Regions from separate parts of the Homo sapiens genome. Here region 2 is linked to region 1. Evidence: read pairs that join two places in POLR2A ChIA-PET (ENCODE). Cell type or tissue: PC-3. All regions are shown on one strand. Each heading gives the region's core, and the rest is flanking DNA. Links, peaks and the distances in the headings are about the cores only.

Region 1 (5,382 bases), core at 266-5,265:
TTGGCTCCAGGCTATGTCTGGACTCGGCCACAGATCTCCAGTGGACATAAAGCCTTAAAATATATGAAACGCTGAGCCACAGTACCTTGGTGTTCTGTCTCGGGTTGTGGATAAACTGGCTTTAGAGTTGAATAGTGGAGTGGACAGGGCCTGCATTCACATCAACTGGGTACACCTTGTTCCTTCTGGCTGGGCAAGTTGAGGCAAGTTACTTAGCCTCTCTGAATCTCAGTTCCAATGGGAATTATAGTCATAGCCCCTGTATCTAGAGTTTATTTGAAAATCAAATGAGATTATGCACACTATTTCCTTTCCACAATATCTGTTGCACAGAAACATTTAAAAAAATTTAATATCTGACTTAATATATCTGGTCTAACTGAACTTTAGAATCAAAAAGTCAGATGATGTGACATTCTTTTCACAAATATTACTTTTATCCCGTTTTAAGTGGTTTGAGTTGAAGGGTAAGATCCTGCGTTTCTTCCTTTTCCAACACAGGCATGATACAGTAGCTGAGAGCAGATTGCTGGCATTTGAAACCTGGCTTTACCACTTAATACCTGTACAAACTTTGGGATGGAAAAGTTATTTAGCTTCTCTGTGCCCTTGTTTTCTCATCTGCAAAATGAGGATGTTTTTACAAACGTTGATTATCAGAATTAACTAATTTATCCTAGTAACAGTTAGAACAGTGCTTGGCACATAGGAAGCACTTAATAAGTGTGAGTTTTAGTTTGTAAGCCCCTGCTACCAGCGTCCGTAGCTACCAATAACTATTTGTTAAAGAGAATTTATTGAGAAACTGGAGTGTACCCAACATTAGGTACCAGGATTTAGAAGCATCCATCGGCCTTGTCCCTAAAATGCTTACATTTTAATAGAAGGAATGATATACAGCCATCCAGTTGCTCATTCAATCAAAAACTTCAAGGCTTAAATTAGGCTGGACATTTATTCCCTCTATTATAGGATAGTTTGGATGTTTCAAGCTGTGGTGTTCATGGGGATTCTTTTCTCTGCCGGCAACACCCTTGGACACTTGCTCTACCCTTCTTTTTCAATATCGTTTAGCTTGAATGCCACTTATTCCAGGAAGCCCTCCCTGATTTTGGATTAAGTTAGTTCTCCCTATCTTTTTTTTTTTTTTTTTTTTTTTTTTTTTTTTTAGATGGAGTCTTGCTACATATCCCAGGCTGGAGTGCAGTGGCATGATCTCGGCTCACTGCAACCTCCGTCTCCTGGGTTCAAGCGATTCTCCTGCCTCAGCCTCCCAAGTAGCTGGGACCACAGGCACGTGCCAACATGCCCGGCTACTTTTTTGTATTTTTAGTAGAGACGGGGTTTCACCATGTTAGCCAGGATGGTCCCGATCTCCTGACCTCGTGATCTGCCTCCTCGGCCTCCCAAAGTGCTGGGATTATAGGCGTAAGCCTCCGCGCCCAGCCTAGTTCTCCCTATCTTATGCCCCATACACCCTACTTCCTCTATCATGTTTGAATGATTGGATTAATGTCTGATTTCATTATTCTTTAAATTCATAAAGATAGGCTCTAAATATGCCTTTCTTTTGCTACATCTCCAGCATCTCATGTGGTGCCTGGCACATACAGGTATTGAAAATATATTTGTGAATGGACAAATAAAAGAGGGAATTTCTGGGTGTAGATTTCCTCTGTTGGAAAGTATTCTTAATTTTCCCAGGCCATCCCAATGGCAAGTGATATTTCCACATTGCAAAGCTGAGCGGCAGTGAGTTCTGAAACTTTCAGAGCTCACAAGATCCTCTGTGGCAGTCAGTCTAGGCTAGCTGTTTTTCAGATGAAGAAACTGAGTCCAGAGGTAAGGGGATGCATCCAACTGACCTAATGTGCAGACCTGGGACTGCAACTCAGAACTTTTAACTCCTAGAATCTTCCACAAGACAAAAGGAGTGGAATTCCCTCACTAAAATTGATAATTCCTTTAGTGTAGAATAATTGGGACTTGCCAGTTAGAGATGGAGGTGACTGAGGCAGTTATTTGCAACAAAGTAGCTTTCTCATTAGAGGTAAGTATTGGGGTATAGTAAGAAAAGAAAATTAAATAAAAACATGGGTTCAAGAAAACAAGGGCTCAATTCTTGTATTATCTCAGAATACCCACAATGTCTTCATTTCTAAGTGGGTGTGATGATGCTTTATTAAGGGAATTTTATATTTCACATGAAGCAATGCCTGTGTGGCATAGTAAAGAGTGTGAGAGGCTGGCTCTGTGGTGGCTTGTGCCTGTAATCCCAGTGCTTTGGGAGGCCAAGTTAGGAGGATTGCTTCAGGCCAGAAGTTAAAGACCAGCCTGAGCAACATAATGAGATTCTGTCTCTACAAAAAAAAAAAAAAAAATTTCCCAGGCATTGTGGTGCATGCCTGTACTCAGAAGGCTGGGGCAGGAGGATTGCTTGAGCCTAGGAGTCCAAGGCTGCAATGAGCTATGATTGTACCATCGCACTCCAGCCTGGATGACAGAGCAAGACCTTGTCTCTACATCTCAAAAAAAAAAAAAAAAAAAAAAAGGAAGGAATTTGGCTGGGCTTTGTCTCTGGTTTCTAAATGGGAAACCCTAAATCTTTGGAATTTCCTGAGCAATAGGAGTCTTTGTTACTCATGAGCCTCTCAGACCATACCTGAGTTTATGGTAAGAGATGAGGTGACTCAGGATGGGGGCTGGTCAACCAGAAACACTAATCACACAGTTAGACATTTGAGGCTTCGAGACAGCCTAACCACTGGGAGGGGTGGCTGATGAAGACCAGGTTTGACCATGTGGTCCATGATTCAATCCATCATTGCTATGCAATGTAACCCCAATAAAAAATCTAGACACCAAAACTAATGGAGCTTCCTGATGACCAAAAACACTGATGTGTCAAGAGGGTGATGTACTCCGATTCCGTGGGGAGAGGCACGGAAGCTTTGTGTTCGGGACCTTCCCAGACCTCAGCCTTATGTGTCTCTCCTTTTGGCTAGTCCTGATTTTGTATCCTTTGTAATAAAACTATAACTCTAGGTATAGTTATTTCCTGTATTCTCTGAGTCATTCTAGCAAATTATCCAGCCCCTTTCAAGAGTCATGCACTCTTGAATTTTCAGCCAGTTGGTCAGAAGTGTGAGTGGCCTGGACACCCTCAAGCTTGTGGCTAGCATCGGAAGTGAGTATAGTCTTACTGGGGAGTGTGTCCTTCACTTGTGGACTTGGTGCTAACACCAGCTGGTGGTTAGCATCAGAATTCAGTGTAGAATAGCAGAGTGTGAGATGTTTATGGTAGACTGTGGCCACACTGGTTTTGTCTTTATCACAGTTTCCTTATTTCCCTTCCTGTGATGGTCTCAGAGCCCACCTTCTCTGCTGGCAACCCACTTCATGTGACTTGACTGGGATCAACAATCCCTTCACACCTCCATCACACTAGTGGACACTTAACTGAAAGCAAATTGTTCAGACTTTCCCAGGACTTTTCTATAGGAAAGATGGTGGCTTTCAGCTGGAGAATGTGAACTGTGGTTCTCCACTGGCCACCATGCCTGTCATGTGGATGGAGTGTGCCTGAGAGTTGAAGAGAAAGGCAGCCTAGTCAATCCATGAGTCTTAGATCAAATAACACTTCAGAGGAGTATTATTCAGTTACATGAGACAATAAGTCACCATTATCTTTTTGTTGTTGTTGTTGTTGATAAAAGTAATTTGAATTGGGTTCAAAAGTAAGCTTACCATCAATGGTTCACTGGATAAAGCAAATGTGGTACATGTACACCATGGAATACTATGCAGCCATAATAAAGAATGAAATCATGTCTTTTGCAGCAACATAGATGGAGCTGGAGGCCATAATCCTAAGCGAATTAATGTAGGCACAGAAAGGCAAATACTTCCTGTTCTCTCTTATAAGACGAAGTTAAATATCAAATACACATGGACACAAAGAAGGAAACAATAGGCATCAGGGCTTACTTGAGAATGGAGGGTGAGGATTGAAAAACTTCCTATCAGATACTCTGCTCATTACCTGGGTGACAAGATTATCTGTACACCAAACCCCTGTAACACACAGTTTACCCATATAACAAACCTGCACATATAACCCTTGAGCCTAAAATAAAAGTAGGAAAGAAAAAAATAAAGTTTAAAAGTAGGCTTAAAATCCCCAAATTTTCCTTTTAATTTGTAGCACACAACAACCCACACTGCTCCCTTCAATGAATAATGTAAATGGCTACAGATTCTTCTACCTTTATGGAGAGAAGTGAGTTCTCATACCTCTATACTGGAGACTATGCTGGCCCTATTGATTTGTTTGACTGATAAAATGTGGTAAAAGGGATGTTGACTTCTGACACTTAATCAAAAGAAGCCTCGAGTTTCTTCTCAGACTTTGGAACACTCACTTTGAGGCAGGACACCACTATGTATGAAGTCTGACCACCCTGGAACTGCCATGCTAGAGAGACCACCCAGGGAACAATTGAGAGGACACGACCACCTGGCACCCAGCTGGCCTAGCCACTCCTCACCAAGGCAGACCCCTCCATGGAGATTCCAGACAATATATGAAGCAGAGACAAGTCAGCCTCACTAAATACTGCCCAAAGAACAGGCCCACAGGCAGGCTCGCAGGCCCTGAGCTCTAAGGTGGTTGGTTATGCAACAATACGTAAATGAAACAGATAGTAATATAATAATAATGGTAAACCTTTCCCCAATGGTTCTTCCTATATGCCAGGTACTCAAAGGTACCATTTCATTGCTTCATCAAAGCAACCCAGACAGCCGTGATCGTGCCACTGCACTCCAGCCTGGGTGGCAGAGCAAGACCCTGTTTCAAAAAAAAAAAAAGCAACCTAAGGAGATAGGTACTATTATTAACTGCATTTTAGAGATGAGAAAACTGAGGGTTAGGGAGACAAAATCACATGTACAAGGTCACAAAACTTTGAAGTAACAGAACCAGGACTTCAGCCACTTGGATTCCAAGGCCCAGACTCTTAACTGCCACATTCTACTGCCCCTTGATTGTGCTGTGACAGCCGTAGGCATGACCCCTTCTGGAAGTTAGCCAAATCCATGGAGCTTTTGTCTTAAACAGAGCCCTGGCAATAATCAGCACACCCCAAAGGAGAGAGTTTATTCACAATGCCGTGGACAAAGTTAAGAGGAGCTAGCAATGATGAGGAACCTTCTGGAAAATCAGAAACACACTACCTACCACCCTTATGCCTGCAAGGTCATCAGAACCTGGTGAAAGCTGAAGCTGTAGGAGAGTGAAGACAGAAGATGTGACCTGCCTTCCTTAGAGAAAAGGAGCCACTGCAAACCCACCACCTGGAGGGAAGAACGAACCCCAGCCTC
Region 2 (5,382 bases), core at 292-5,291, 110 kb before region 1:
GCAGAAAGGAAAATGGTGATTGCCAGGGCTTGGAGGAGGAGGAAGAGCAGGAATTGCTGTTCAATGGGTGTAGAATTGCACTCATGCATGATGAAAAAGCTCTAGAGATCTGCTGTACAATGTCAGGCTTATAGTTAACAATATTTTACACTTAGAAATTGTTACAAGGATAGATTTCATGTTGTGTGTGTTTCACTGCAATAAAAAATAAGAAAGACAATGGAAAGCAAGAATTTTTACTCTTTCCATGGAAGCCATAACTGGAAATTTTCAAGTGCAACATCCCAGTTTTCTCGATTCTAGTGTAAGTAATTCACATGATTTAAACTGTTTGGAAGATGCTGTCAGTGCCCTTCCCATATCTCTTACACCAGAGACCAGCACACTTTTTCTGTAAAGAGGAAGATAGTAAATACTCTCAGCATTGCAGGCCATACATTCTCTGTCACAACTACCCAACTCAGCCATTGCAGTGCAAAGACAGTGCATAAACAAATAGGCATGGCTGTGTTCCTATAAAGCTTTATTTACAAGAACAGGCAGCAAGCTGTTTTTGGCCAGTGAACAAATCCCTGCTTAGATCATCTTAGATTAATTTGAAAACCTGTATCTCTCTTCTGACATTTTTCTGGCCAAGGAGCATGGTTGGCCATGCTCAGGGAAACCTGGAGGTGCTAGAAAGCCAATACCCCTGGAAACAGCCCTGAAGCCCCTCTGTTGGTAGAGCTGATGCATGCTCTACCCAGTCTCCCAGAGTTTCCCAGTGAGACTGAACTCCAGCTGCCCACAGCTGTAACCTGCTCAATATCACACCCTTGATAGGCCACTTACCTTCCTTGCCTCCCTTCAAATCTCCCCTACCAATATTTCCTGAGATTAGTTCCCAACCTTCTTGCATTTGTGCCAAGTTCTGGTTCCAGGGAAACCCAGCCTAAGATCTGGGTGTTTGATCTAACCATAGCTGTGGGGCAATTTTGATCCTCATATCATTCATTCACTCAGTCACTTATTCATTCATCAATTCAAATATCTTTCTTGAGGGCCAAAAATGCAGAGGTAAACACGTCTAAATGTCAACCCACAAGGAACTTAACCAAGTGAGGGGAGAGACTCACAAAAAGAAGTCCAGTGAAGGCACCATGAAGCTCCATGGAAGGCAGAGTGGGTGACCATCTGCAGCAGGGATTAACAAAGTATGGCCCATGGGCCAACTCCAGCCTCCTGCCTGATTCTGTAAATAAAGATTTACTGGCACACAGCCACATGCATCATCTACTTAAATATTGTCTGTGGCTGCTTTTCCATTATAGCAGCACAGAAGTGCTCTAGAGTAGTTGGGTCAGAGACTGTACGGCTGGTAAAGCCAAAAATACTTACTATCCTGCCCTTTACAGAAAACGTGTGCCAATCCGCAGTCTATATGACTAGGACAAAAGGAGATGGGAGCTATGCTAGTGTATAATGGTTATGAGCTCTGGATTCAAACCACTTAAGTTCAAGTCCTGATTCTGTCTTAATAAATATGTGACTTACAGGCAGTTACTTAACCTCGCTGAGCCTCAATGTTGCCTGTCTGCAGAAAGAAGGCCTCATGACAATAGCCTCTCCCTCGCAGGGCTCTTGTGAGCACTCAAGGAAACTCTGCATGTAAAGAATTCAGCATGGCGGCTGGCACCTAGCAGGTGCTGGGGGCACTCAGCTCCATCACTGTGTGAAGGCATCTTCAAGAGTCCCTGGTTGGACATAACTTTGGAATGCAGCTGCTGAGCTGCACACTGCATATAACTGAGCACATTCCTCTGATTCCAGCTCACTTCTGGGACCCAAGCCTCTTGGACTGCCTACCAATGAGAACTGGCATGGGAAAAGGACACATTCCATCAAATTATCCTTTTTTGCACATCTCAGACCTTTGGTCTTCTAAGGGAATTCCCAGCTTCCGGGAGGTGGTGGGTTGCAGCTATGGGGATGGAAACAGTTACTCTGAGGCCAGACATGGCCTTCGCCTGCTGAGCAGAGAGAGGGGCTGTACTCCAGAAGAGCCACCCAAGTTGCTGACCGCTCTGTTCTCCTGTGTCCCCCAACCATCTGTGCAGCAGAGGGCTGCTAATTGGGGTGCTCTGGCCCCAGACATCACAGATGATGCAATCCAGGGAGTTATCCATGGGAGTTGCTGGCATTCAGTCTCAGGGAAGCCGTCAGGCAGAAGCTGTTCCCAAGGGTCTGCCTAACACATCTCTCAGCCAGGATGTGTCATGGGGGCTGAAGCTGGGGCCCTGGTGCCTTCCGGCCTGACATTACTATTTCTAGCAGATGACAAGGGTCTGGCTTCCAGAGAAACTGGAAGGCCACTGGTTGGAATCCCTAAGTTATTTAGAAATGAGAACTGAGTCTTCTCAGCATAATGGCTCAGATGAATGATGCTACCAAGCGGCGTTCTGAGACTGACCCCAAAGACAATGAATCGTGTACCTACTCTGCAACATTTACTTTGCAATGTGAGGGACCTTCCCCAGACATCCTCAACTCTACTGGAAAACACCTAGATTTCCATTTTGTTGGTTTCCCTTTAGCCTCAAGGCCTTTGCATTTGCTGTTCCATCTTCCAGGAATGCTCTTTCCTACAGATATCAACAGCCACCCTCCCACCTCCTCCAGGTTGCTGCTCAAATGCCATCTTATCAGAAAGACCTTTTCTGACCATTCATTTAAGTCATACTTTCATATAACTCTCCATCACCTTTTACTCTACCCTGCGCAGCTTTTCTTCGTAGAACAAATCACTACTTGATATGTTGAATATTCATACCTTAATGTTTTTTCTATCTGTGGTCTCATTTCTCAAACCCGCCCCTGATGAAGTTCAATGGAACCAGAGACCTTGTCTGTCATATTTACTTCTGTGTCACTGGTTTCTAGGCCAGTGCCTGGCACACGGTAGGGGAATAAATAAATATTTTTTGAGAGGATGTCTGCATCGAGCTGGTAGTAATCTTTCACTCAAATATTTCTTACTCTTTGATCTGGCACTAAGTCACATCAATGCTACCTAAAAATCCGCGTGGGCATTGCTATTGACACCAATAATTATACTGTTGCAAAATGGATTTTATGTGAATAATAATGACTGTGGTAGCCATTGTTATGTTACGCTCTATAAAGCACAAGATTAAGATTAAGGTTAAGATTAAGATACAGCACTATGAGATAGGATGTATTACTATCCCCACTTTAGCGATTTAAAACCTGGAATCCTGAGAAGAAAAGTTGCTTGCCTGGGGCTATCCAGATCCTAAATGGCTGAGCTGTGGTTCAAACTCAGATACAGTGACAGTGAAAAGTCAGAAAGCATTGCTCAAATGCAAGTTACCCCTTCTGCCTCTCATCTGAAAATGCATCACTCTTGAAAGATTGGTCTTTGGGCAACTATAAACATTCAATTTCAGTATCCCATGCACCATGGGCCTGCAATAGGGCAGGCATTGCCCTGGGTACTGACCTAGTCCTTGCTATTCTAATATTTTTTGTTTGTTTTTTGAGACAGAGTCTCGCTTTCTCACCGAAGTTGGAGTGCAGTGGCACAATCTCAGCTCACTGCAACCTCTGCCTCCTGGGTTCAAGCGATTCTCATACCTCAGCCTCCCAAGTAGCTGGAATCACAGGCGCGCACCACCACACCAGGCTAATGTTTGTATTTTTAGTAGAGACGGGGTTTCACCATGTTGGTCAGGCTGGTCTTGAACTCCTGACCTCAAGTGATCCGGTCCCCTCGGCCCCCCAAAGTGCTGGCATTACAGGTGTGAGCCACTGCACCCAGCCTATTCTAATATTTTAATGCACGTGAAGCATATACTGCCCAAGCCTTGCTGAACACCCCTGTGTGCCAGCCCAGTGCTAAACTGTTTACATATATTTTTCACATTGATCTTCACAACAGACCTGTAAAATAGATATTGTGTCCTCCCATTTTCCACAAAAACTACCGAGGCTGCAGGACATTTCAAATCTCGGTTGCCCAGAGACACTCAGTCCACGCGGGGCCAATCATGTCATTGTCTGTCTCAAAGTGGGAAATTGGGGGAAAGTTTTCATTTTCCATTTACAATCAGGACAAACAAACAAAAAAGCAACTCATGAAGGATAATGAATGGAGGTTGAGTAAAGCATAGGTTTCCAATGCCCCAACGTCTTGCAATAACCAAATCGTCTTTTCTTTGTTTTCTCCTCCTTTGTCCTTTTGTGTTAGACATCTGGGTTTATGGTTTAATTAGAAAAATGGTTGCATTCAGCCAGTATCAAGGAGGAGGCCTTCTAACTTCTGGAAGCACTAGAGCCTCAGATGGTTGCGATTAGGTGGAAGGAGAGGTATAGAGACTTTTGGGTGCAACTCTTAACCATTTAGCTCCTTCAAGAAAAGTTGGCATATCACATCCACTACAGATGGCTCTTTAGCTCAAAAATGGCTTAATGAACTCCAGCAACCTATTCCCAGTATGCCCCTGCCCTCTTCCCACAAAATAAATTCCTCTTCATTCATTGCATTTGGGACACATCCATGCTCATCTTCTTTCTGCAAGGACATGGTTGGACCAGAGTCTAGGCTGCTCATCTGTGTGTATTTAGGCTTCATCTTCTCCTGGAAGAGGCATCAATGATTTTCAAGTGGAAAAAGCTTGGTGATAATTTCCAAGAGGAGGATCTTTTGAGGGAATGAATAGTGCAATATCTTCTTCAGTGGCTTCTTTTTATTGAGCTAGGAGAGCTCTCAGAGAGGGCTCATGCCATCTACCCATTGGTCATGCTCTAGCTTGAGACCTTCTTTAATTATTTACAGAACATCGGATTTCTCTCCCCAGTTATGCTTGAGTTACTTAAAGGTGGAGACTGCATCTGACTTGATTCTAGATGCCCTGAAACTCCCCTTGAATTCATGTGTTCTATGAATATAATTTGACAGGTTGGCTGGCTAAGGTGAACTATCGTTTTCATCACAGGAAATAAGTAGCCTCCAAAATAATGATAGTTATCTTGCAAATGCTGGTTTTGTGCCAGGCATTACGCTGAATATTTTATAAGCATGTTAGTCTATGACATCATCTCTTACCTCAATGACTCCAGTAACCTTGCAACCGTTGATCTTCATAGACTCCAGTTTTCGGACAGTCCATTCAATCGTAGAGCAGCCAGGTGATGTTTTAAAATTATAATTCTCATCATGCTACCACCCTGTGCAAAACCCTCCGGTAGGTACCCATAGAGTTGAATCCAAAAGTCTTGCTGTGATCTGTTTCTGCCTGTTCTGACATCATGCCACACTCTTGTTCTCTCTCACTGCAATTCATCCTCTCTTGTTTTTGCTTTTTATCTATGCCTTTTACATCC

Evidence for each region. ChIA-PET counts read pairs that join two places held together with the same protein. Peaks named below come from ENCODE experiments on the same cell type or tissue, not always from the same donor. Only the 100,000 strongest peaks of a DNase experiment are listed, where the experiment ranks them.
Region 2: POLR2A ChIA-PET joins it to region 1 with 23 read pairs; 2 of 35 experiments call an interaction of 5 or more read pairs at or near these places.

Annotation. Positions count from the first base shown.
Region 1 is chr12:115,153,525-115,158,906 of GRCh38, reverse strand. The region is part of intron 1 of LOC124903081 (a long non-coding RNA gene); the gene reads right to left. Among named protein-coding and RNA genes, the nearest start is that of TBX3, 470 kb to the right of the region's middle. RefSeq lists an enhancer at 1-45. In PC-3, for the core only: no CTCF peak of the experiment used is centred there; DNase peaks (open chromatin) are centred at 2,896 and 3,076; H3K4me3 peaks cover 362 bases; H3K27ac peaks cover 2,953 bases.
Region 2 is chr12:115,264,513-115,269,894 of GRCh38, reverse strand. No RefSeq gene overlaps it. Among named protein-coding and RNA genes, the nearest start is that of TBX3, 580 kb to the right of the region's middle. In PC-3, for the core only: no CTCF peak of the experiment used is centred there; no DNase peak of the experiment used is centred there.